Linked DNA regions of Homo sapiens: all the other regions are linked to region 1. Evidence: chromatin contacts called from ENCODE Hi-C or POLR2A ChIA-PET data. All regions are on one chromosome and are shown on one strand. Each heading gives the region's core, a stretch centred on a gene start or an enhancer-like site at or near the end of the contact. The rest is flanking DNA. Distances are from core to core; before and after follow the strand shown. Region 1 holds the start of IRS2 (insulin receptor substrate 2). Region 2 holds the start of LINC00370 (long intergenic non-protein coding RNA 370). Region 3 has its middle 53 kb from the start of LINC00399. Region 4 holds the start of LINC00396 (long intergenic non-protein coding RNA 396).

What was found. Hi-C counts contacts between places; a loop is a spot of excess contacts on that map. ChIA-PET counts read pairs that join two places held with the same protein, here RNA polymerase II (POLR2A). Pooled maps may share reads with other maps.
Region 2: a loop to region 1 is called in a map of PC-3, with 4 times the contacts of the local background. The contact joins the promoter of LINC00370 here to the promoter of IRS2 in region 1. A Hi-C loop is called at or near these places in 10 of 168 maps with a recorded cell type or tissue (Caco-2, HCT116, MCF 10A and 7 more) and 5 of 50 pooled maps. POLR2A ChIA-PET finds 5 or more read pairs at or near these places in 4 of 52 experiments (A549, MCF 10A, PC-9 and 1 more).
Region 3: a map of ascending aorta shows a loop between it and region 1 (5-fold over the local background). The contact joins the enhancer-like site here to the promoter of IRS2 in region 1. A Hi-C loop is called at or near these places in 5 of 168 maps with a recorded cell type or tissue (aorta, ascending aorta, chondrocyte and 2 more) and 5 of 50 pooled maps. POLR2A ChIA-PET finds 5 or more read pairs at or near these places in 1 of 52 experiments (PC-9).
Region 4: POLR2A ChIA-PET joins it to region 1 with 10 read pairs in WTC11. The contact joins the promoter of LINC00396 here to the promoter of IRS2 in region 1. A Hi-C loop is called at or near these places in 5 of 50 pooled maps. POLR2A ChIA-PET finds 5 or more read pairs at or near these places in 2 of 52 experiments (MCF 10A and WTC11).

The regions. Positions count from the first base shown.
Region 1 is chr13:109,784,266-109,790,265 of GRCh38, reverse strand. It overlaps IRS2 (insulin receptor substrate 2), which reads left to right and starts at 3,683. Exons shown (of 2, transcript NM_003749.3): 1 at 3,683-6,000. The coding sequence starts at 4,213. It overlaps LOC124903211 (WAS/WASL-interacting protein family member 1-like), which reads right to left and starts at 3,182. Exons shown (of 2, transcript XM_047430835.1): 1 at 2,821-3,182; 2 at 1-2,666. The coding sequence starts at 3,173. The coding sequence ends at 2,429. RefSeq lists silencers at 3,286-3,455, 3,476-3,705 and an enhancer at 4,547-5,176.
Region 2 is chr13:109,278,593-109,284,592 of GRCh38, reverse strand. It overlaps LINC00370 (long intergenic non-protein coding RNA 370), which reads right to left and starts at 2,620. Exons shown (of 3, transcript NR_170230.1): 1 at 2,316-2,620.
Region 3 is chr13:109,450,449-109,456,448 of GRCh38, reverse strand. No RefSeq gene overlaps it. Among named protein-coding and RNA genes, the nearest start is that of LINC00399, 53 kb to the right of the region's middle. RefSeq lists an enhancer at 1,521-1,796. Within about 2 kb of position 2,133, at least 2 of the 41 ENCODE cell types and tissues checked have a DNase peak (open chromatin) inside an H3K27ac peak, as active enhancers do; they include ascending aorta and tibial artery, where a contact is called at or near this core.
Region 4 is chr13:110,049,425-110,055,424 of GRCh38, reverse strand. It overlaps LINC00396 (long intergenic non-protein coding RNA 396), which reads right to left and starts at 2,140. Exons shown (of 4, transcript NR_126387.1): 1 at 2,114-2,140; 2 at 1,512-1,574; 3 at 1,243-1,411; 4 at 473-652. All of the region lies in intron 2 of LINC03082 (long intergenic non-protein coding RNA 3082), which reads left to right.

The DNA of each region.
Region 1 (6,000 bases), core at 2,434-4,933:
AATAAATTTGCTGGTAAAGTGCAAGAAGTTTCCTTATAAACCCTAGATGAGGAAAAGTCTGTCCACAGTTCGTTCATCAGAGGAATGGAATTTCTCAAATGAGCTACTGAACAACATTATCTAATAAAATGAAATATAATGAAATGGTGCCACTCATTTTAAAGATTAAATATATCCTTTGACAGAAACCTGTGAAGTTAAAAATCTTTCCCTCTTAAAATACCTTTTAAATTAAAGCTATTCTAACTAGTTATATAGCATTCCACTTAATCTGCTTAGTTTTTAGATTGAGCTCACCTAAATACAAAATACTGTCAAACACCTACAGGGCAAAGAACTAAAAAAAGAAAGAAAATTTCACAAGCAATAAAATGCTATTCACCTTTCTCCTCCCATACTTGCCTTTCCTATATGAAACAAAGAAAATAATTAGTGATGTTCATTATTGGTAGTGCTACTAGTATTTGTATTGTGAACCTGTAACATATTTTTAAATCTCTACACTTTTATATAATTGATTCTTTCTTGAAAAGTAATTATTTCAGAAGACTTCTAATAAAATAATCATTATTGTATATGATTCTGTTAAAAATAGAAAAAACAAACAAACAGAAAAAACTCCCTGCTGAAAGATATGGCCATTTTATTAGCTGTGAAAGGAAAGAAAGCTTCCAAGGAAAGATCTTGGACCATGAGAAAAAATTTCAACCAGGCTGTTTGCTGGCAAGAGGCCATGCCAGCCCCAGCCAGTCCTGCGTGCAGAGCATGTTGGCAGATGTTATTAGCTGACTTTTGTTGAAAAAGTATGGAAGAACAGTTGGAAAATCACAAGGTGTAGAACAAGCTTTAAATAAATAAATAGCTTATCTGGCAATAGAAAGGGGGAAAGAAAACAAGTTCCTCGGTTGAGGAAGAGGACTGGGATACTTCTAATTACAGAGTTTCTTACTGTTGGTTTGTTTCATGGGCTGACTCTCAATGAGAATTGAAATTGTATCATCCACATTTGTATTTGGAGGTTCTAACTGCAGAATTGCAATTAATTTCCAGTTTGCTGTAGGAAATTTATACTCTCTATGACAGAATACCACGGACATAGGTGATAATTCTTTAACCTTCTCTCTTTTGTCCCCAGTCTGGTAACTGAGGCAGTACATGGGGAAAGTGCTAACTGCCAATCCAGAGCTGCTGACACCTTAAAAACACTGGCCTTTAACACTAGGATGGCCCCAAGAAACAAGCAAACAGGAAAAGATGACACCTGCTAGCGTGTGACAGGCACAGCAAGTAAATGTTCAATACGGATATGAAAATGCAACTGCATAATAAAAGTCAACATGAAAAAGAAAAAGATTGCAAAATATACTTTCTCAGAAGAAACCATCACATGATGTTTAAAAGTGGTGGTTCCTTTAGCATTGTCTACTGATGGCTGGCAACATACAGGAACATAGAGGTGGCCCATTTACATCCTCATAAAAGTGGGATGTAAGTGATCACAAAGCCAATAAAACTACACCACATTTTCTTCAAGCACCAAGATAAGAATCCCTTCATCTTTCCTGACTAGACATATTGCTAGGCAACATTTGTGAACGTAAGAAAAGGTAACAAGATCTAAAAAGAACGCCGAAGCATAATGTTCATAAAGGTGGCGCCCCCAACACACACAATCATACACACATACCTATACACACACAATCACACAATCTATTATATAAACAAACACGCACACATGCACACATAGGTGCACAGACTTAAAATGGCATTTCTTGAGGTATTTTTTTTTAAGGTATGATTTAAAAATGGAAGATCAACTTTAAACACACCTTTTTGAGGCACACTGGGTGATATTTGCCACAATGATTATTCTTCCCAAATTCAGGCTACTGATCAATAATCCTAACTGTATACATGCTAAAAATAAAAACGCTATAATCTTTGTACTAGTCAGGGCTCTCTTGGCACATAAAATTAGCCAACACAATCTTCAAGTCACATGTTACAAAAACATATTAAAATATATATCACTCTTTCAAAAATTACACTTATTTTCTCTTAGATTAAGATTTTATTACTTTTAAGATACTTCTATGAATTATAGAGGACATCCAAAAGTAAACATCCGGGACTTAAAAACAATAACCAATATTATAAGATAAATTATTGCTGTAAATTATTTCATGAAGGCACAATTAAAAAAAAAATAAAATAAACAGCCAAAGCCTGTTTTGTTGAGTTTTCTTCGTTGCGCAGGATCGGGAGCTTGCTGGGATCTGAACTCAGGAAGCCCTCACCTCACCCTGACTTGGTCATTGAGGAGACGTAATTGCAGGGGTGCTTATTTGCTATAGGCTTTGAAAGTCACAAAAGCCCAGTAGATACATGAATTCGAAGCAGTTCTCCAAGGGCATCTCCAACTTGGCAGTCACCGCCCGCACCGCGCACACAGGTAGTGGACGCCCGCCCACCTGCCCGTCTGCTGGGCGCAGGGCGCTCCTGGGGTGGGGAGGGCGCTCCTGTGGGGGGAAAAGGGGCGCTCCTGCCTCGGAGGGGGAAAGGACGCCCCTGTGGAAGGAAGGGGGGGCTCTTGAAGCGGTGTGGTGAGAGGACGCTTCCGAGGAAGGAAGGGGGTGCTCCTGCAGCGGTGGGGGGAGAGGACGCCCCTGCGGAAGGAAGGCGGCGCTCCTGCGGGGGCTGGAGAGACGCCCGCGCGGTCTCCCGGCTCAGGGACCGCTGGCTCGCGGGTCCGCCCTCTCCCCGGCGCTATGGAAACCGCACTTTCTCCGCCTGCCGTCCCCGATCTCTTTCTCCTATTACCTCCCAAACGCGATTTCAACTTCCCGACAAGCTGACAAGTGAATGGCGCAGAGGACGCCCCGTAAAGCGCCCGCGAGCGGGTGGGACACAGGCGCCCCCTCCGCGCCCCTCTGTCCTCCACGGAAGGGCGCGCGCCGCTCTCGATCTGGAGCGCGGTGCTCGCGAACCCGCGGCCGCGGGCCCTGGAACCTCCCCGCGTTTCGCGGCTGCGGGGGGACGGAGATGCGGCCGGGAGACGGGGACGGGAAACGGGGGACGGGGATGGGGCGCGCCCACCCCGAGCGCGGGAGCGGCCGCCCTCGCCCAAAATGGGGACCCCGCGCCCCGAGAGCACGGCCCGGCTCGCCGCCCATGCTTCCACTGCAAGGCCGCAGCCCCCGCCGCCGATCCCGATCCCCCGCCCCGCCCAGCCGCGGCCCCGCCCGGCGCCCCCTCCCCGGCGGAAGCTCAAGCCCAATTAATTGAGTCCGAGGCGGGAGGGAAGGGCCCTGCGCGCCGTGGCCCGCCCCGCCCCTCTTCCGCGCCCCTTTTCCCGCCCTGGGTGGCATCTCCTCCGCCGGCATCCACAACAAGCCGCTGATTAATGAGGCCGGGGCCGCCCCACCCCGCCCGGCCGGGCCGGGGCCTTCGCGGGAGGGGGAGGGGACGGCGGGAAACGCGGCCCGGGGAGAAAGGGGGGCGGGGCGGGGGCGCGCGGCCCGCCCCCGCGAGCGCCGCGCCGATTGGCCGAGCGCGCCGTCCGTCGGGGGGCGCGGCGCCAATGCGAGGCAGCGGGGCGGGGCGGCCGCGCTGTGTGTGCCTGCGTAACGCCGAGTCACATGTTGTTTTGCTCTTCTTAGTTCAGTCACTCGGTGCGCGATGTGTTACTCACTGTGCGGCGGGGACCGCGACGAGCCCGGGTCGCCGTTGGCAGCAGCAGCAGCAACACCAGCAGCAGCAGCAGCCCCGGCGGCGGCGCGGACCCCGAGCGCCCGGGCGCACCCCGGCTTCCCGGAGCGCGACGCGGCGGCAGCAGCCCCGGTGCGGCCGCGCGCGCCTTAGGCTCGGCCCCGCGGCTCGGGGACCCCGACTCCCGGCCCAGCGAGCGCGTCCCCCGGCGCCGCCCGAGAGCCCGAGGAGGCAGCGGCCGCAGGCAGCCGGGGAGGGGGGCGGCCACCGCCCGCGCCGGGCATCCTCAGGAGCCCCAGAGCGCGGAGGGCGCGGCGCCGCCGAGCGGTGCTGGCCCCCGCGGGCCTCCCCGGACCTTCCCCACCGCCTGGGCCCGAGGGACGCGTGATCGGGCGGGCGGCCGGGCGCAAGGGTGGGAGGGAGCCGCCCCCGCCCGCGCCCCCTCCGCCCCTCGCCCCAACCCCTGGGCGCCGGGCCCGGGCCGCGCGGCCTGAAGCGCCCGCGATGGCGAGCCCGCCGCGGCACGGGCCGCCCGGGCCGGCGAGCGGAGACGGCCCCAACCTCAACAACAACAACAACAACAACAACCACAGCGTGCGCAAGTGCGGCTACCTGCGCAAGCAGAAGCATGGCCACAAGCGCTTCTTCGTGCTGCGCGGACCCGGCGCGGGCGGCGACGAGGCGACGGCGGGCGGGGGGTCGGCGCCGCAACCGCCGCGGCTCGAGTACTACGAGAGCGAGAAAAAGTGGCGGAGCAAGGCAGGCGCGCCGAAACGGGTGATCGCTCTCGACTGCTGCCTGAACATCAACAAGCGCGCCGACGCCAAGCACAAGTACCTGATCGCCCTCTACACCAAGGACGAGTACTTCGCCGTGGCCGCCGAGAACGAGCAGGAGCAGGAGGGCTGGTACCGCGCGCTCACCGACCTGGTCAGCGAGGGCCGCGCGGCCGCCGGAGACGCGCCCCCCGCCGCCGCGCCCGCCGCGTCCTGCAGCGCCTCCCTGCCCGGCGCCCTGGGCGGCTCTGCCGGCGCCGCCGGGGCCGAGGACAGCTACGGGCTGGTGGCTCCCGCCACGGCCGCCTACCGTGAGGTGTGGCAGGTGAACCTGAAGCCCAAGGGTCTGGGCCAGAGCAAGAACCTGACGGGGGTGTACCGTCTGTGCCTGTCTGCGCGCACCATCGGCTTCGTGAAGCTCAACTGCGAGCAGCCGTCGGTGACGCTGCAGCTCATGAACATCCGCCGCTGCGGCCACTCGGACAGCTTCTTCTTCATCGAGGTGGGCCGCTCGGCCGTCACAGGCCCCGGCGAGCTGTGGATGCAGGCGGACGACTCGGTGGTGGCGCAGAACATCCACGAGACCATCCTGGAGGCCATGAAGGCGCTCAAGGAGCTCTTCGAGTTCCGGCCGCGCAGTAAGAGCCAATCGTCGGGGTCGTCGGCCACGCACCCCATCAGCGTCCCCGGCGCGCGCCGCCACCACCACCTGGTCAACCTGCCCCCCAGCCAGACGGGCCTGGTGCGCCGCTCGCGCACCGACAGCCTGGCCGCCACCCCGCCGGCGGCCAAGTGCAGCTCGTGCCGGGTGCGCACCGCCAGCGAGGGCGACGGCGGCGCGGCGGCGGGAGCGGCGGCCGCGGGCGCCAGGCCGGTGTCGGTGGCTGGGAGCCCCCTGAGCCCCGGGCCGGTGCGCGCGCCCCTGAGCCGCTCGCACACCCTGAGCGGCGGCTGCGGCGGCCGCGGGAGCAAGGTGGCGCTGCTGCCGGCAGGGGGCGCGCTGCAACACAGCCGCTCCATGTCCATGCCCGTGGCGCACTCGCCGCCCGCCGCCACCAGCCCCGGCTCCCTGTCGTCCAGCAGCGGCCACGGCTCGGGCTCCTACCCGCCGCCGCCCGGCCCGCACCCGCCTCTGCCGCATCCGCTGCACCACGGCCCCGGCCAGCGGCCCTCCAGCGGCAGCGCCTCCGCCTCGGGCTCCCCCAGCGACCCCGGCTTCATGTCCCTGGACGAGTACGGCTCCAGCCCAGGCGACCTGCGCGCCTTCTGCAGCCACCGAAGCAACACGCCCGAGTCCATCGCGGAGACGCCCCCGGCCCGAGACGGCGGCGGCGGCGGTGAGTTCTACGGGTACATGACCATGGACAGGCCCCTGAGCCACTGTGGCCGCTCCTACCGCCGGGTCTCGGGGGACGCGGCCCAGGACCTGGACCGAGGGCTGCGCAAGAGGACCTACTCCCTGACCACGCCAGCCCGGCAGCGGCCGGTGCCCCAGCCCTCCTCTGCCTCGCTGGAT
Region 2 (6,000 bases), core at 1,371-3,870, 500 kb after region 1:
TAAAAAAAGTCCATATTTTGTTCAGTGAAATATGGTAGTTAGCAAGTGTTTACACCTGTAATGTGAACACTATGTCTGTCTCTCCCAAAAATACACTTCTGAAACTATGCGGTTATGTTATTGACCATTAATCAACATTGTATGCGTGATGCTTGCTTCTATTGGAGTCCCTAGCTAATGTTATTCTACAGAAACTTCAAGGAAAACTGGGAATTGTGGACCAAGTTAGCTAAGCACTTTTACAGAGATTCATCATTAATCTAAAACCCAAAGAGTTAATAAAAGTAAGCCAAGAAGATAAATTAACAGCATTCTCTGTATGCACAAGAATACCATGTATTAGAAGAAGCAGAAAGAATCCTGACTGACGGATGTTGGGAAGTGGGGTGGAAGAGGGGTGAATATGAGAATGATGAGGTCGGGGACTCAGGGGGCCCAAGGAAGATACGTTTTTTAATGAGAGAGACTTGGAGATACTTAAATGAAGATAGAAAGAATCCAGGAGTAAGGAAAATGTTGACTACACAAGACAGAGAACAGACACTCATACTCTATGATGACTGAGCAGGTGAGAAGACCTGAGATGGAAGCACACAGGAAAGCGGTGGCTTTCAATTCAGTAGAATATTTCTTCCAGGCAACAAGAGCAAAGGAAGAGAGCACATGAAGTGCTGGGAACAGTCCACATAGACTAACAATAAATTATGAATATTTCTGAGGGTGCACCAGCGCTGGATGGCATCAATGTCACCCACACGGTTCTGCACAGATGGGAGGTTATGCATCATTTTAAGCTTTAGGTGATAAAGGCCTGGACCCAGTGACGATGGCGCAGACAGAGAAGAAGAATGGATGGTTTTTTAAAAAATTAGCTTTATGCCCTAGTTTCTTCAGTTTCATTCCCTCCTAAAAATCAACCAAAATACAACATTCATTGCTTTGTCTTTTCACTACGACTTCTGAGCATCAGCCTTGCCCTATTTTTGTAGGTCCTGAGTCCTTCCAGTTTCAGCTCAGATGCTATATGCCTTCTCTGTTTCTTCTCTGCTACCCTTGGAAGTAAACATGCCCTCCTGTGAGGTCCCTCACATTAGTAAGAATGTTTTATGTTACTTCTTTTGTGTCCTCTTATTTCCTATCTCAGTTGATAATGATTCATGTTCCAGTTATCTCCTTCATGACTTTACAAAACCGTGATCTCTGGGGCCATCTTTCTTCCTCCATCTTTGCACCTGCCCCATCATAGCTGGATGTGGTACTGCTAGGTTAGCACTTGTTCAACCAACTGGACATGGGCACAAGAAGGAGAGAGATTATCAGTGATGATTATTAGGTTTTGATGCCTCCTTTGGAAGCATCTTCTTTGATTCTTCCTTTGGAAGACTAGAAGGCAGATGATTGTCACTGGCAACAGCAGAAGAATTTGGAATAATGGTTTATGGAGGGAAGGTATACATTTATTTTTGGCTTATGGTTGCATTTGGGAAGACTTTGACACTAAGATGGGAACTGGATTTCTGATACTACATTGGAAGACTGCAGGCAAGGGGACCTGTGCCTCTGCAGACAGAGCATCTGGTACAGTCACACAGCTCACCTGCACACCCAGGAGAGGCCAGGCTAATCCCTCAACCTCTCCCAGTCTGATCTCCCTCACTCTTCCAATGGAGGTGATGAGGATGTTAAGAAAAAAAAAACAAAAGCCCACCTTATCTCAGAAGTAGTAATAAAGAGGAAAGAAGGTGAGTTCGTAAAAACACCTTTAAAAGCTTTATAAGACTTAATATGTCAATAGTTATTACTATGAAATGTCCAAAAAATGATTTCCCTTGAGGAACAGAGTGAGCTTTGAAGCCAGATGCCATGGTAGTCCCTACCTCCAGAAGTAAGTATGTTAGTAAGTGTGAATTCCTCAAGACAGTATCTGGAAGTGGATGAGCACTCAATAAATAAGAATAAAACACTTCCTACTATGCTCATTGTTATTTATATATGGATCTGCAAATTGGATGAGAGTATAGTAGGAGCATCATTGTATAAAGTCTTGCTGATTAAAAGAGACAAGAAACAAGATCTAATTGGGGAAATTTCCTCAATTGGGTTATGTGAGAAGAAGCAGCTCTCACGCACATGGTGTGTTTTCTTAGAGCCAGCTCTAATTAGAGCTCAAAATCACCCACTTTCCTCATATGGCTCGGGGAAATATGGCCCTGTTTTCTCCCTCTGGAGGCTAAGGGAGATGTTTTTCTCAATCTACAGAAGAGACAAATAAACACAACCTGGGTGTGGCAGAAGCACCCCCTGCTTGGGCTTACCTTCCTCAGTCCCCATCCAGGACAGAACTCAGAGGACAGGGCCTTGCTTTCTGATTTCTCATTCTGTTCTCCAGAGTTGCTTCCTTTTACACTAGGCAGGTTTCTAGGGAACTGGGCAGCAGGTGTAGGTGGATGACTAGAGGGAAGCTGTGGGAAACAGGCAGGCGAAGCCAGCAGTGGGACCGGCCGCGCTTCTCTGACTCTCGACCCAGGGTGGGTGGCATATCACCCATAGGAAGGACCTCCGAGGCCCAGCGAGGTTTCCCCAGATGCTGTCAGCATGGAACCTCTTGTCATGAAGCAGTAAATGAAGACCCGCTGGGAGCTTGCTGTCCCCGTGAGCTCTCACCTTCAAACAGGGAAGCTGGCTGACAATTGTTCTGCTAAATTTAGCCGTAGACTGGGAGTCCAGGCAAGTGCCTATGTGGCCAAATGAGTAAGCGTTGGCCATACGACTTGTTTTGTCTACAGTGATCTAGAGACACTTCGAATTCTGCTTGGCTTCAGCAAGCTAAGCCCTTTCAAATTCACTATTTCTCTCACAGCCATTCTGTTGTGAGCAGGAGATAAAACAAATAGTAACCTTCACTTCCTTTCATCCAAGGATCAATGTTTTAAAAAAGGAAAAAAAGCAAAGCAAAACAAAGCATCTCTAGGCAACCGGTTCAAAAAAGAAAAAAGGTTCCCGTTAGCAAGGCATATGCCCAGAGCACTTGTGCTGTTGCAGTATATGTGTTTGCTGTTTTGCTTTATGATTTAACACGTCCTTCTGTGATGAGATTCCCGTGAATATGTTGTTAATTGCTTCAAATTCACCAGATTAGGGAAGCCAGCTGTCTTCCCTAATGTGTTAGTTATTTTTATGTGTCAACTTGGCTAGGCCACAGTACCCAGATAGTTGGTCAAATGATGTTTCTGTGAAGGTATTTTTAAAATTTAAGTTCCATTAAATTACATTTTAATTTTAAAATTTAAATCAGCAGACTTTGAGTAAAGCAGAATACCCTGTATGGTGTGGGTGGGCCTCATCCAATCAGTAGAAGGCCTGAATAGAAAAAGCCTGAATGCCATGAGAAGCGGGAATTCTGCCAGCTGACTGCCTTTGACTGTGAGCTGCAACGTCAACAATTCCCTGGTCTTCAGCCTGCCGGTACACTCTGAAAATTTTGGACTTAACAGTCCCCATAATTGCATGAGCCAATCCTTCAAATAAATCTCTCTCTCTCTCTCCCCCCACTCTTGTTTTTTGTTTTTCTCTCTCTCTCTCTGTCTTTCTCTCTCGCTACACACACACACGTGCATGCACACACAGTGTATTCACCCTGTTTATTCTGTTTCTCTAAAGAACCCTAATACACCTGCCACCTTATAATCTGCCATTTCTTGCTTTTCTTTTTAGAGACTCCAGGTAGACATCTTGGATAGAGTGGTCATACCAGATTTAGCAAATACAAATACAGGATGCCGAGTTAAGTTTGAATTTCAGATATACAAGAAATACTTTAGTATAAGTAAATCACATGCAGTATTTGGGATATACTTATACTGAAAAAAATATTCATTGTTTATCTGAAATTCAAACTGAACTGAGCATCCTGTATTTTATTTGGCAATCCTAATGCCAGTATCACTATGGAAGGAGAGGTTAGTTTTGTTCTTCTCTGTGATTCAGACAATACCTAAACTCAGCTCTTTTCTCCAATCTTTGGTCTTCTTCTTCTTTAGGTTCCAGCCCTGGCTAGCATGAAGCCATGACCCTTACTGTTGTTATACCTTCAACACCCTGTCCCATGTTCTCTCATCACCTCAGAAGAAAGATACTCTGAAACTGTTCATTATCTATTCTATAGATTCTGTCCTTTGCAAGATTAGGACCACTTACCTTCTGACGTGATTGTGGATACATTGTCACCATAGCCCTAAATTTGGGGAATCCCTTTCTGATTTCAATAGCCCTCAGTTGTTATCATCTTGCCTTTGTTTCTTTCCCTTTTTTTATATATTTTATTTTGAGATGAAGTCTTGCTCCGTCAGCCAGGCTAGACTGCAATGGCATGATCTCGGCTCACTGCAACCTCCACCTCCCGGGTTCAAGTGATTCTCCTGTCTCAGCCTCCCAAGTAGCTGGATTATAGGTGTATGCCACCATGCCCATCTATTTTTATTTTTTTAAGTAGAGATGGGGTTTCACCATGTTGGCCTGACCTCAAGTGATCCACCCACCTCAGCCTCCCAAAGTGTTGGGATTACAGGTGTGAGCCACTGCGCCCAGCCCGCCTTTTGTTTCTGAATGCCTCAGTTCTGGCCCCTGTGACTGACGGCTCCTTTTCCTAACTCCTAGGAATGTCAATGGTGTTCCCCTGGGTTTCAAAACACTGTAGTATCAAAATCACGATAAAGGAGGAATTAGGATTAAGATCTACCACTGTAGGTCATCCCTTCTCATCCTAGCCACTCAATAACTATTTGTGGAATAACATACAAATGGCATTATTTAATATTGTAGATAAAAATCTTCATACAACCTTAGGGTTAAACAATCCTAGAAAGTCTGTATTATGGCCACTTGTCTCATGTTCAGAACTCTCCCTTCCTCCCATCCAAGTAGGATGTGAGTCGTGGATGATATTTAATAATGATGATAGTTAATGTCTCTTCGTCCTTACTGTGTTTGAGGCACATAGACTTTAGGAAGGAGATACCAGTGTCATCATAATTGTACAGGTGACCAAACTGAGGTGCACATGGCTAAAGGCTTTTTCAAGGTCATTTGGCAAGATAATGGCATTGGGACCCAGGCCCCTTTAAATCCAAGTTACCATCAGGCTTCTACAGGTCATGTGCCTGAGCACTTCTTGATAAGAGACTTACATATTAACAGGCATCATTTTTGTTTTTAAAGTTCTTCCTGCAAAGCAATTCCCAAGTGTTCCTTGATGTATGGAGCAGAGATTGAAGAGCTGGTGAAGAGTTTTCTTAGTCGTGTGCACGTAGTCATGTGCACAGATACAGGGTCTGTGGTATTGGCTAGTCCTGGGGCACTGAATTTACTAAGGGTCATGTTACCTGCTTAGATCTGAGATGGGGGTGGGATTAGAAAGTGCATGCCTGCTTCCATGCCATAAAGAACCTACATTTGATAGAAAATGATTTTTACTATTCTGACCATTCAAAGTAATTATTGAGTATGCATGATGTAGCATCCATCAGCTAAACTCTCGAGCTCTGGACCCAACTCTCTTGCACTTGAGTCTTGGCTCGGCCACATACTAGCAGTGTGCATAAGGGTTTTATGCGCACCCTCTGTTATTCAGTTCTCTCATCTGTCAATGGGGTAATAATTATACTTACTTCAGCCAGGTGTGGTGGCTCACGCCTATAATCCCAGCACTCTGGGATGCCAAGGTGGGCAGATCACCTGAGGTCAGGAGTTTGAGACTAGCCTGGCGAACATGGTGAAACCCTGTCTCTACTAAAAATACAAAAAAATTAGCCAGATGTGGTGGTGCACCCCTGTAGTCCCAGCTACTTGGGAGGCTGAGGCAGGAAAATCACTTCAACCAGGGAGGGGGAGATTGCAGTGAGCCAAGATCATGCCACTGCACTCCAGCCTGGGGGACAAGAGTGAGACTTTGTCTCAAAAAAAAAAAAAAAAAAAGGAAAGAAAGAATTATACTCACCTCAT
Region 3 (6,000 bases), core at 884-3,383, 330 kb after region 1:
GTCATGGCTTCTTTCTGGAACTAAAATTGACCTGCAACTAGCATCATTACAAAATTTGTATTAATTTGTTTCTAGTACATTGAGCTGTAATTTGGATAATGAGTTGCCTGCTATTAACTAAACTAATTAATGTGATTATTATATTTAGTCAAAAATACCTTTTAATTTCATAACACTGTGATTTCCTATAGATTTGGAAGAAAAGAAAGAAGAAAATGAGTAACACATAGAAAAAGCATTAGAAGGGAAAATGCTAGGCCCCAAACACCAGTCCTTTGATTCCTTTACTAGACTTATGCATAGATACCCTGGTAACCCTCCATTCTCCTTCTAATCATCTGTTCAGCACTGTATCAAGAATATAGTAGATATTCAAGAAATATTTTTGAGAGAATAAACAAATGCTTGTGGCAGGCAGAATAATGGTCCCCCTCTCCAAAGAGGTCCACATCCTGATCTCCAGAACTTGTGTATGTTCTACCTTAGTGGCAAATGGATTTTACTGATGTGATTAAGTTAAAAGCTAAAGATCTTGAGATGGAGAGAGTATCCTCGGTTATCCAGGTGGAACCAAGGTCACCACAAGGGTCATCATCGGAGGGAGAAGAAGGCAGGAGGTGAGAGTCTGGGGGAGACTTGGGATGGAAGAGGTCACGGTGATGTGATCACAGAATGTGAATTAAGCAATGTGAGGAGGACTCCATTTGCTGTTGCTGGCTTTCAAGATGGAGAAAGGGACCATAGCCATTCTCAAATTTCATGTTTCAGAGTATGGACAAGAGATAGGATTTGATTCAAGATTCAGAAAGAAGAAAATGTTTCAATTATGAGACCATTGCATGCAAGTCTAAGAAACATTATACATCAACTTCTTTGAAGTATCTCCTGGAACAGTGTTTGGAAAAGACAAAATACTAGACAGGACATAAAAATTATTGTATTTCCATTGCTCTAATTTTTTTTGAACTGTCATTTCTGCAGCACACTAAAATGTGATTTAGACACCATTTAGTAGCTTTTCTTTTTTGTAATGTATTCCTTCAGAATCTTCACTCCTCTTTCTTGGATTGTAACTCTTTGACTAGGTAAACTTGTGCTTCCGAGAGTTCTTTATGAAGGGCCAGGGACAGTGGCTCAGTCCTGTAATTCCAGCACTTTGGGAGGCCAAGATGGGAGGATCGCTTGAGACCAGGAGTTCAAGACTAACCTTGCCAACACAGCAAGACCCTATCATGTCTATTAAAAAAAATAAGAAAGAGTTCTTTATGAAACATAATGATTTCCTTTAATAAGAAATACTTTGTAAAGTAGAAGGCATAAAAGTCTTCCCAATTTATGTGTTTAAAAAATTATTAAAGGACACTATATCTTTTTATTTCCAAGATAATTTGTATAGATCAAATTCTATACATGATTTTGGAGACTCCATTTAATTGTGAAATCTGTATTATTGTAAATGCTCCCTTTAAATTGCCAAGGACAGTATATTACTAAAACCCCCCTTTTTTTCCTTATAGTCATATAGATGTGCTGCTCTATAACTAGATTTGGAAAAATGTTACAATTCTTCCTCTTCTGGAAAAAAAGTATTTTCCTTTATTATCCTTTAGTGTCTAAAAATAGGCTGGAATTAAATGTCATGTACCTTTGGAATTCATTTTATAAATACACTTGGTAACTAGGAAACTCACATTGTCATTATTTATAATCTAGGAATTCTTTCCATGGTAACTGTTAGAAGGTCACAATTATTGAGTCACAACAGTGGCTAAGAGGCTATTTAAGAATTCACCAAAATAAGGCGATTGACAGGAGGAGGTAATGTCTGCTTTTCTGATCACCCAAATTAACGAGGTGAGGTCTTACGTTGAAGCAGTGGCTGCATCTTCAGTTCAGTTACATCTTTCCTGCCATGGCCCTTCTTTCAGCCAAGCAATCATGCCAGCATTACCAACCTTTTCTCTCACAGCCCTTGGAGACTCAGTGCCATGAACTTGGATACCATTTATAGTGTTTTCTCTGTCTTGTGACATCATGTGTAGGTTGATTATATTGGCACACAATAGGGTTTCCAAAGCCCAGGATTCAGCTGAGAAGTGGGAGGCAGCCTCTGTCTGGGACTGAGTCTCACACAAGCTCACAGAAAGCTCTCACCGTGTCCCAGAGCCATGCTTGGGGGAGCCTGGGAACAGGCTTGCAGGAGCAGGTCCTTGGTAGCCACCTCTTACTAAGTCTCACAGCAGTGGAGGTTGGCTCTTAAGCAGCCACATAAATATACTTGAAACACCTTCATTTGTTCATTATAATAAACAAGACCTCCTGTCACTAAGCCGGACATCTTATTAATACGTACAGTGCCAGCCTCTGCCCTAACACCTCCAAGACATTGAGAGAATGTTGAATGGACTATGTGGTAATAGAGACAGCAGCTTAATGGAGGCCAGATACCCAAACATGAGCTAAGAGTTTGGCTTTACTCATTATCAGATCTGTGAAACAGGATGTGACCCCAGATTTTAAAGAGTATTTTGCAGTAGTATGCAGAAACATTGGTGTAATCAAACATACACACATATGTAATGTGAATTAAGCATTTTGAGAGTAAAAGTCGTTAAACCTGTAATCAATGCCAAAAAAACCCGTACAACTTCAGAAACATTTCTTGGGGTGAATTACATGGCCCATGAGCTTCTTGCTTAGATTAACTCACCATAATTCAATAGCATCAGCAGTAGCTACCAGGCCCAGCTTGACCCCACTACAGTTTATTATTTAAAGGATACGAATAAGCAGTTCAAACATACACCAATATGAAGAAAAAGAAAGAAGCATAATCTCATGCATAATTAAATCACAAATCGAAATGAGATGCTATTTTTTAAAACCTATCAGATTGGCAAAGATTGGAAAGTTGATCTTTCACACTGTGCACAGGATGTGGGCCAACAGATGGTCTCATTTGCTGTTGGTGTGAGTGTAAGTTGGTGGAATCTCTTTGGAGAGCATTTTTCCAATGTCTGTCAAAATGCAATGCATATTTACTTTGGTCTTCCAATTTTACTTTGGGAAATTTACCTTACAGGTATATTACTATGTCTACATGAAGGCCTGCACCGAATTTTCCTTGTAGCATTATTTAAAATACTGAAAGAAACTGAAAACAGCATAAATGTCCATCAATAGGTGTACTAATCTGTTTTCATGCTGCTGACAAAGACATGCCCAAGAGTGGGAAGAACAATAGGTGTAATGGACTTACAGTTCCACGTGGCTGGGGAGGTCTCACAATCATGGCAGAAGGTAAAAGGCACTTCTTACATGGTGGCGGCAAGAAAGAATGAGAGCTTGTGCAGGGAAACTCCCGTTTTTAAAACCATCAGATCTTGTGAGACTTATTCACTATCATGAGAACAGTTGGGAAAGACCTGACCCCATGATTCAATTACCTCATGCTGGGTCCCTCCCACAACAAATGGGAATTCAATATGAGATTTCAGTGGGGACACAACCAAACCATATCAATGGGAAACTTATTAATTAAATTATGGTGCATGTAGAAAGAATAATTTATAGGTTTTTTTAAAATGTGATAGCTACATTTGTGCTAATATAAAAATTTATTCAGTATATTTTGTTACTTTTTAAAAATTGCACAAGAATGCAAAAATATATTTCCATTTGTATGAAAAAAAAGCAGAAAAACTGCACATTTGAATGTTTAGAACTAGAAAATTTTGAAACATACAGAAGAAAACTATTAATTTTTTTTCTTTCTAAAGATGATGAGTATTGATCCAGAAGAAAAATTTCTGTTTCATTATAGTTCTGCTTTACTCCTTGGGAAAAAATGTACAGTTTACATGTATTTATTTTCATTATAATTAGAAAGTAATTATTAAAAATTGCCTATTTACTGTTGAAGCAAGCCAGGGTATAACTGAAAGACTAGCACAAATAGGAGACAAATTTCAAAAACTGTACATCTTGACTCAGCATTATTACTTTCAATAGATAAAGAAAATTATTTGAGGTGTCTGTAGAGATACAGCTATAGAGCTATATGTATGTCCACTGAAGATTTACTTTTTATGACAAATTCATTTTACAAAAAAACAAGAAGATAACTTTTGAATGTGATAAAGTAACTGGTACCAGACTAGCCCCCTTGGTGTAAGTAACTACAAAACTACACAAAATATAGGAAGCAACTATTTTCAGGTGTCAGACAAGAAGCAGAGGATTGTGTTCCTGGAGAGAAGAGAAATGCACACAGTTTGCCCCATAATCCTCCCGGTGTTCTGCTATAGGCCCTTTGTGGACCAAGAGGCAGGAATGTGGAGCCCAAGTGAGGCAGGATTGGAGGCTTCTGGAGTGGCTGGAATTCTAGTGCAGCACGCTGGAGAGGAGAAAGCTGTGCAGTGAAGAGACAAAAAAAAAAATGTGCAGGGTTTTCTCAAGTCTTTAGCCAAGTGCTAAGCTGTGCATGTGTAGGTAGGGTGGAATCCCTGGGGCCTGGAAAAGCACAGCTCTGGGAAGTTGTAAGCTGCAGGGGATGCTGGCACCACAGGGTGCTGGAAGACGGAAATTCCAGCCAGCCAGAGAGAAGATACCTCCCAGAATATCCAGGGCATTTAATCACAACCCAAGAGAGACCACATTTTAGGAGATGGGCTACTCTAGTTCTACCCAAACAAATTTCAGAGCAAAGAGTAAAAGGACAAAGGCACTAGGAAATATCAAAAATTAGGGATTTGGCTGCACCAGTTATGGTTATTCATATAACATATTACTAGAAAAACATTAAAAAATTATACTAAATAAATGTGTGTGTGTGTGGAGAGAGAAAGATCTAGAAAGATATAATCTGAAATGCTAATAATATTTATATACATATTTTCTATACAATCACATATAAGAAATTTCAAAAAACACTCCTTTTTTGCTTTAGGGTCTTCAAAAATGTTATTATTTCTTCTTGGAATGTTGTGTCCTCATTAGTTATTAGCAAATGCACATTCAAACCATAATGAGATACAACTCCACAACCACTAAAGTAGCTAAAGTTGAAAAGACCATTAACAGTGAATGACTGTGAGACTGTTGATTCCCCCAAATGCTCATGCACGCCTGGCAAGAGCATCAAAGGGTATAGCCACTGTGGAAAGTGGTTTGGTAGCTGCTTAACAGGTCGAACACACACCTACTCTGTGATCCAACCATTGCACTCCCAAAAGCAATGAAATACATGGTCACAACGAGATATATGAAAAGATGTTTGTAGAAGCTTGACTCAGTAGCACAAACGTAGAAACAATGCAAATATCCAATGATAAGAGAATGGATAACAAATGGCTGTATACTCAAATAATAAGACATCGCTTATCATTAAATAAAAGTATGTTAATTAGATGACACAGATGAATCCCACAGGAAAACCCAACATTGTACTGAATAAAGCCGGACCAAAAAAAAATTACATTCTCTGTGTTTCCGTATATTTGACATGCTAGAACAGGTAAAACTAATCTGTGGTGAAAGAAATCAGAATAGTGACAATTTTTGGGAAATGAGTAGGAACTTTCTGGGATGATGAAAATGGTCTGTGTCTTGACAAGAGTGTGGGTTCCATGTGTGTGAAATTTGTAAAACTCCATGAACAGGAACCCTCAGATCTGAGTATTTCATTGTATGTAAAATATATCTAAATAAAAATATTTAAAAGGCAAAACAGGAACACCTTAAATATTCAATAATAAGAGATGGGCTAAATGAATGATGGTACAGCTATGGAAATGGAATACTCTGTCCCCATTAAAAACAAATTGATAAATCCGTATGGGCTGATATAAAAAGGTCATTAGGTAAAAATATGAAGATATATATTGATTTCTAAAATATCTGATTTATGTAAAAAAATGCACACACATGCACATGTTTGTGTACACATAAAACATTTATGGAGAAACATACCAGAAATTGCCTCCAGGAGGGAGACACTGA
Region 4 (6,000 bases), core at 891-3,390, 270 kb before region 1:
GCACCATTGGAAAAGAAAAATGACCTAGATAGAGAAGAAGGGCAAGTACAGTAATTCACAACACCTTGTGCAGAGGCGAACATCTATGCTGACACAGACAAGCTCCTGGAATGCCCCGTTGTGGTGAGACTGTGGTTTCCTCACTGAGCAGGGTTTTCATCTAAAGACTGCCCTGACCCAACAGAGCCTTGAAGCTGTTTGTTGTCTGCTGACTGTGGATCAGGCATCTTGCTGGGCGCTGCAGAGGGCACAACACAAGTAAGGCACATAGAGCTCACAGGCAATGCTTATTTTGGTAGAAACATGAGCAAAGGGTGTTTCTGCTTTATTTGTTTTGTTTTTGCAAGGATGAGAGAGGAATCCAACTAGGTGCATTTGTTCAGAATGCAGGCTAAGGGGGATTCGACAGTCACTATGAGACCAGGTAGGATGGGATAGGGATATGAAGTGGAAGGATGACAATGGAGTCAAATGGAAGGAATCGAATCTATTGCTTAGGCTCCTGTGGCTTCACAGTTTTCTTCAACTGTGTTGCCTACACACTTTATAATAAAATTAAAATTAAGATGATGGCAATCAAATAAGCAATTCACAAGGGCAGATCTTGTTCTGCTTCATTATCTGATTCACCTCTGAGGAGCTTCCTGAAAGCCTGAAAAAAAAGAAGAAAAAGGAAAACACAGTAAGTGACCAAACTTTTGTTTCCAGAAAGTAAGAAAATACTAATTAGGACCCATTTATGAGACACAACAGAGTACTGGTGCTGAAGTATCCCTCTCCACATCAACAAGTAGAAACTGAACAGAATGCATGAAGCACCTGTTTTCAGACACTGAGGACCACAGCCAAGGGTGGGATTCCTGGCGGGTGCGTGGGGTGTGCTCTGGGATTGCTGAGATGCTCTCTCTGGACTGTGGCATGAGCGGGTGGAGCCCATGTACAGCATGGTGGCCTCATGGAGTTGCGGACAGATGGTAGAGGTTGGGGTGTGTGAGGAGGTGGCAAGGTTTGCAGTGGGTGTCTGACAGGATCTGAAGAAATCTGCGGAGAGTCCCCTTGAGCCTCATGGAGAACAAAGAACACTTTGAGCAGAACGGAGAGTCCAGAGTAGCCCACGCAGAAGGTTGGGGAGACCGCACTGCACACCTGCATTCAACAGGGACACAGAACGGCACGCGCCGTGCACGGGTCTCTCTCAGCTGCCAGGTAGGGCTATGCGGGGACTTCTCCAGTTAAACTTACAGGGAAGCCTGCGAAAGTCAGCCAGTCCCACCGATAAATTCACTGCTGACCAAGCAAAACTCAGCAGCCCTTACATCTGACTGATGTCCATATGAGAGAAAAGAGAGGAGGACTTCAGAGACACCCACAGCTCCAACGACAGAGTGCAGCATTTCAGCAGGATGGCATCCTATAATGTTAAACGCACAATTAAAACAATCGCTAGAGGTGAAAAGAAGCAGGGAGATGAACACCATAACCAGGAGGGGAAAAGGTCAGTGGAGACCTACCTGGATGTAGTGGGAATGTGGGAATGAGCAGACGAGGACTTAAAGCAGCTGATATTTCAGAGACTTGAAGCAAAAGAGAAACAAAAAGGTGAATGGCTGGGGATTTTAACAAAAATTCCAAACTATTAAAAAGAATAAAACACAAATTCTAAAGCTGAGAAATATAATATGGGAAATAAAAAAATTTACTGGACTGGCTTACAACAGCTTGGATATGAGAGAAGAAAAGAATAGTGCCTTTGGATGCAGGGCAATAGAAATTATCCAAATGAAGAACAGGGAAAAACTGACAATAATTCTAGATGTGTGTGTGCCTGATAGCAGAGCTTGAAAATACACGAAGAAAATGGCATAACTGGTGGAGAAATAGACAAAATCCACCAAGACAATTCCATGGCTTCAACATTTCTCTTTCAGTGATTGGTAGAACCAACAGACCAAAATTTGGTGAGAATAAAGCATATTTGAACATCATGGCAGAAAGAAAGTAAGTTATTTTCAGAAATCATGCTGGAACTGGATATCCATGTGGAAAAAAGGAACCTCAACTTCCACTTCCTACTCACTGGGTTGACTTGTGTCCTCCAAAGGTTCACACCCACCTGGGACTTCAGAGAGTGACTATTTGGAATTAGAGGCTTTGCAGATGTAATTGAAGATCTTAAGATGACTCATCCTGAATTTCGGATGAATCCTAAATCCAGTGACTGATGTCCATATGAGAGAAAAGAGAGGAGGACTTCAGAGAAACACATAGGAAGAAACCCACTAAAATGGCTATTTTTTAAATTCTTATACTTTAAGTTCTGGGATACATGTGCAGAACGTGCAGGTTTGTTACATTAGGTATACACGTGCCATGGTGGTTTGCTGCACCCATAAACACGTCATCTACATTAGGTATTTCTCCTAATGCTATCCCTCTCCTAGCCGCCGACCCCCAACAGGCCCCCATGTGTGATGTTCCCCTCCCTGTGTCCGTATGTTCTCATTGTTTAACTCCCACTTATGAGTGAGAACATATGGTGTTTGGTTTTCTGTTCCTGTGTTAGTTTGCTGAGAATGATGGCTCCTAGCTTCATCCATGTCCCTGCAAAGGACATGAACTCATCCTTTTTTATGGCTGCATAGTGTTCCACGGTGTGCCACATTTTTTTTTATTATACTTTAAGTTCTAGGGTACATGTGCACAATGTGCAGGTTTGTTACATGTGTATACATGCGCCATGTTGGTGTGTTGCACCCATTAACTTGTCATTTACATTAGGTATATCTCCTAATGCTATCCCTCCCCCCTCCCCCCACCCCACAACAGGCTCCGGTGTGTGATGTTCCCCTTCCTGTGTCCAAGTGTTCTCATTGTTCAATTCCCACCTATGAGTGAGAACACGTGGTGTTTGGTTTTTTTGTCCTTGTAATAGTTTGCTGAGAATGATGGTTTCCAGCTTCATCCATGTCCCTACAATGGACATGAACTCATCATTTTTTATGAATGCATAGTATTCCATGGTGTATATGTGCCACATTTTCTTACTCCAGTCTATCATTGATGGACATTTGGGTTGGTTCCAAGTCTTTGCTATTGTGAATAGTGCCGCAATAAACATACGTGTGCATGTGTCTTTATAGCAGCATGATTTATAATCCTTTGGGTATATACCCAGTAATGGGATGGCTGAGTCAAATGGTATTTCTAGTTCTAGATCCCTGAGGAATCACCACACTGTCTTCCACAATGGTTGAACTAGTTTACAGTCCCACCAACAGTGTAAAAGTGTTCCTATTTCTCCACATCCTCTCCAGCACCTGTTATTTCCTGACTTTTTAATGATTGCCATTCTAACTGGTGTGAGATGGTGTCTCATTGTGGTTTTGATTTGCATTTCTCTGATGGCCAGTGATGATGAGCATTTTTTCATGTGTCTTTTGGCTGCATAAATGTCTTCTTTTGAGAAGTGTCCATTCATATCCTTTGCCCACTTTTTGATGGGGTAGTTTGTTTTTTTCTTGTAAATTTGTTTGAGTTCATTGTAGATTCTGGATATTAGCTCTTTGTCAGATGAGTAGATTGCAAAAATTTTCTCCCATTCTGTAGGTTGCCTGTTCACTCTGATGGTAGTTTCTTTTGCTGTGCAGAAGCTCTTCAGTTTAATTAGATCCCATTTGTCAATTTTGGCTTTTGTTGCCATTGCTTTTGGTGTTTTAGACATGAAGTCCTTGCCCATGCCTATGTCCTGAATGGTATTGCCTAGGTTTTCTTCTAGGGTTTTTTTTGTTTTTTTTTGAGATGGAGTCTCACTCTGTCCCCCAGGCTGGAGTGCAGTGGTGAGATCTCGGCTCACTGCAAGCTCTGCCTCCCAGGTTCATGCCATTCTCCTGCTTCAGCCTCCCAAGTAGCTGGGACTATAGGTGTCTGCCACCACGCCTGGCTAATTTTTAGTATTTTTAGTAGAGATGGGGTTTCACCATGTTAGCCAGGCTGGTCTTGATCTCCTGACCTCCTGATCCACCCACCTCGGCCTCCCAAAGTGCTGGGATTACAGGCATGAGCCTCCATGCCCGGCCCTCTTATAGGGTTTTTATGGTTTTAGATCTAACATTTAAGTCTTTAATCCACCTTGAATTAATTTTTGTATAAGGTGTAAGGAAGGGATCCAGTTTTAGCTTTCTACATATGGCTAGCCAGTTTTCCCAGCACCATTTATTAAATAGGGAATGCTTTCCCCATAGCTTGTTTTTGTCAGGTTTGTCAAAGATCAGATGGTTACAGATGTGTGGTATTATTTCTGAGGGCTCTGTTCTGTTCCATTGGTCTATATCTTTGTTTTGGTACCAGTACCTTGGTACCAGTAACTGTTTTGGTTACCATATCCTCGTAGTATAGTTTGAAGTCAGGTAGCATGATGCCTCCAGCTTTGTTCTTTTGGCTTAGGATTGTCTTGGTAATGCGGGTCTTTTTTTTGGTTCCATATGAACTTTAAAGTAGTTTTTTCCAATTCTGTGAAGAAAGTCATTGGTAGCTTGATGGGGATGGCATTGAATCTATAAATTACCTTGGCCAGTATGGCCATTTTCATGATATTGATTCTTCCTATCCATGAGCATGGAATGTTCTTCCATTTGTTTGTATCCTCTTTTATTTCATTGAGCAGTGGTTTGTAGTTCTCCTTGAAGAGGTCCTTCACATGCCTTGTGAATTGGATTCCTAGGTATTTCATTCTCTTTGAAGCAATTGTGAATGGGAGTTCACTCATGATTTGGCTCTCTGTTTGTCTGTTATTGGTATATAAGAATGCTTGTGATTTTTGCACATTGATTTTGTATCCTGAGACTTTGCTGAAGTTGCTTATCAGCTTAAGGAGATTTTGGGCTGAGACGATGAGGTTTTCTAAATATACAATCATGTCATCTGCAAACAGGGACAATTTGACTTCCTCTTTTCCTAATTGAATACCCTTTATTTCTTTCTCCTTCCTGATTGCCCTGGCCAGAACTTCCAACATTATGTTGAATAGGAGTGGTGAGAGAGGGCATCCCTGTCTTGTGCCAGTTTTCCAAGGGAATGCTTCCAGTTTTTGCCCATTCTGTATGATATTGGCTGTGGATTTGTCATAAATAGCTCTTATAATTTTGAGATACATCCCACCAATACCTAATTTATTGAGAGTTTTTACCATGAAGGCTGTTGAATTTTTTCAAAGGCCTTTTCTGCATCTATTGAGACAATCATGTGGTTTTTGTCTTTGGTTCTGTTTATATGCTGGATTATGTTTATTGATGTCCGTATATTGAACCAGCCTTGCATCCCAGGGATGAAGCCCACTTGATCATGGTGGATAAGCTTTTCGATGTGCTGCTGGATTTGGTTTGCCAGTATTTTATTGAGGATTTTTGCATCAACGTTCATCAGGGATATTGGTCTAAAATTCTCTTTTTTTGTTGTGTCTCTGTCACGCTTTGGTATCAGAATGATGCTGGCTTCATAAAATGAGTTAGAGAGGATTCCCTCTTTTTCTATTGATTGGAATAGTTTCAGAAAGAATGGTACCAGCTTTTCCTTGTACCTCTGGTAGAATTCAGCTGTGAATCTGTCTGGTCCTGGACTTTTTTTTGGTTGGTAAGCTATTAATTATTACCTCAATTTCAGAGCCTGTTATTGGTGTATTCAGGGATTCAACTTCTTCTTGGTTTAGTCTTGGGAGGGTATATGTGTCCAGGAATTTATCCATTTCTTCTAGATTTTCTAGTTTACTTGCGTAGAGGTGTTTATAGTATTCTCTGATGGTAGTTTGTATTTCTGTGGGATCGGTGGTGATATCCCCTTTATCATTTTTTATTTCGTCTATTTGATTCTTCTGTCTTGTCTTCTTTATTAGTCCTGCTAGCAGTCTTTCAATTTTGTTGATCTTTTCAAAAAACCTGCTCCTAGATTCATTGATTTTTTGAAGGGTTTTTTTGTATCTGTATCTCCTTCAGTTCTGCTCTGATC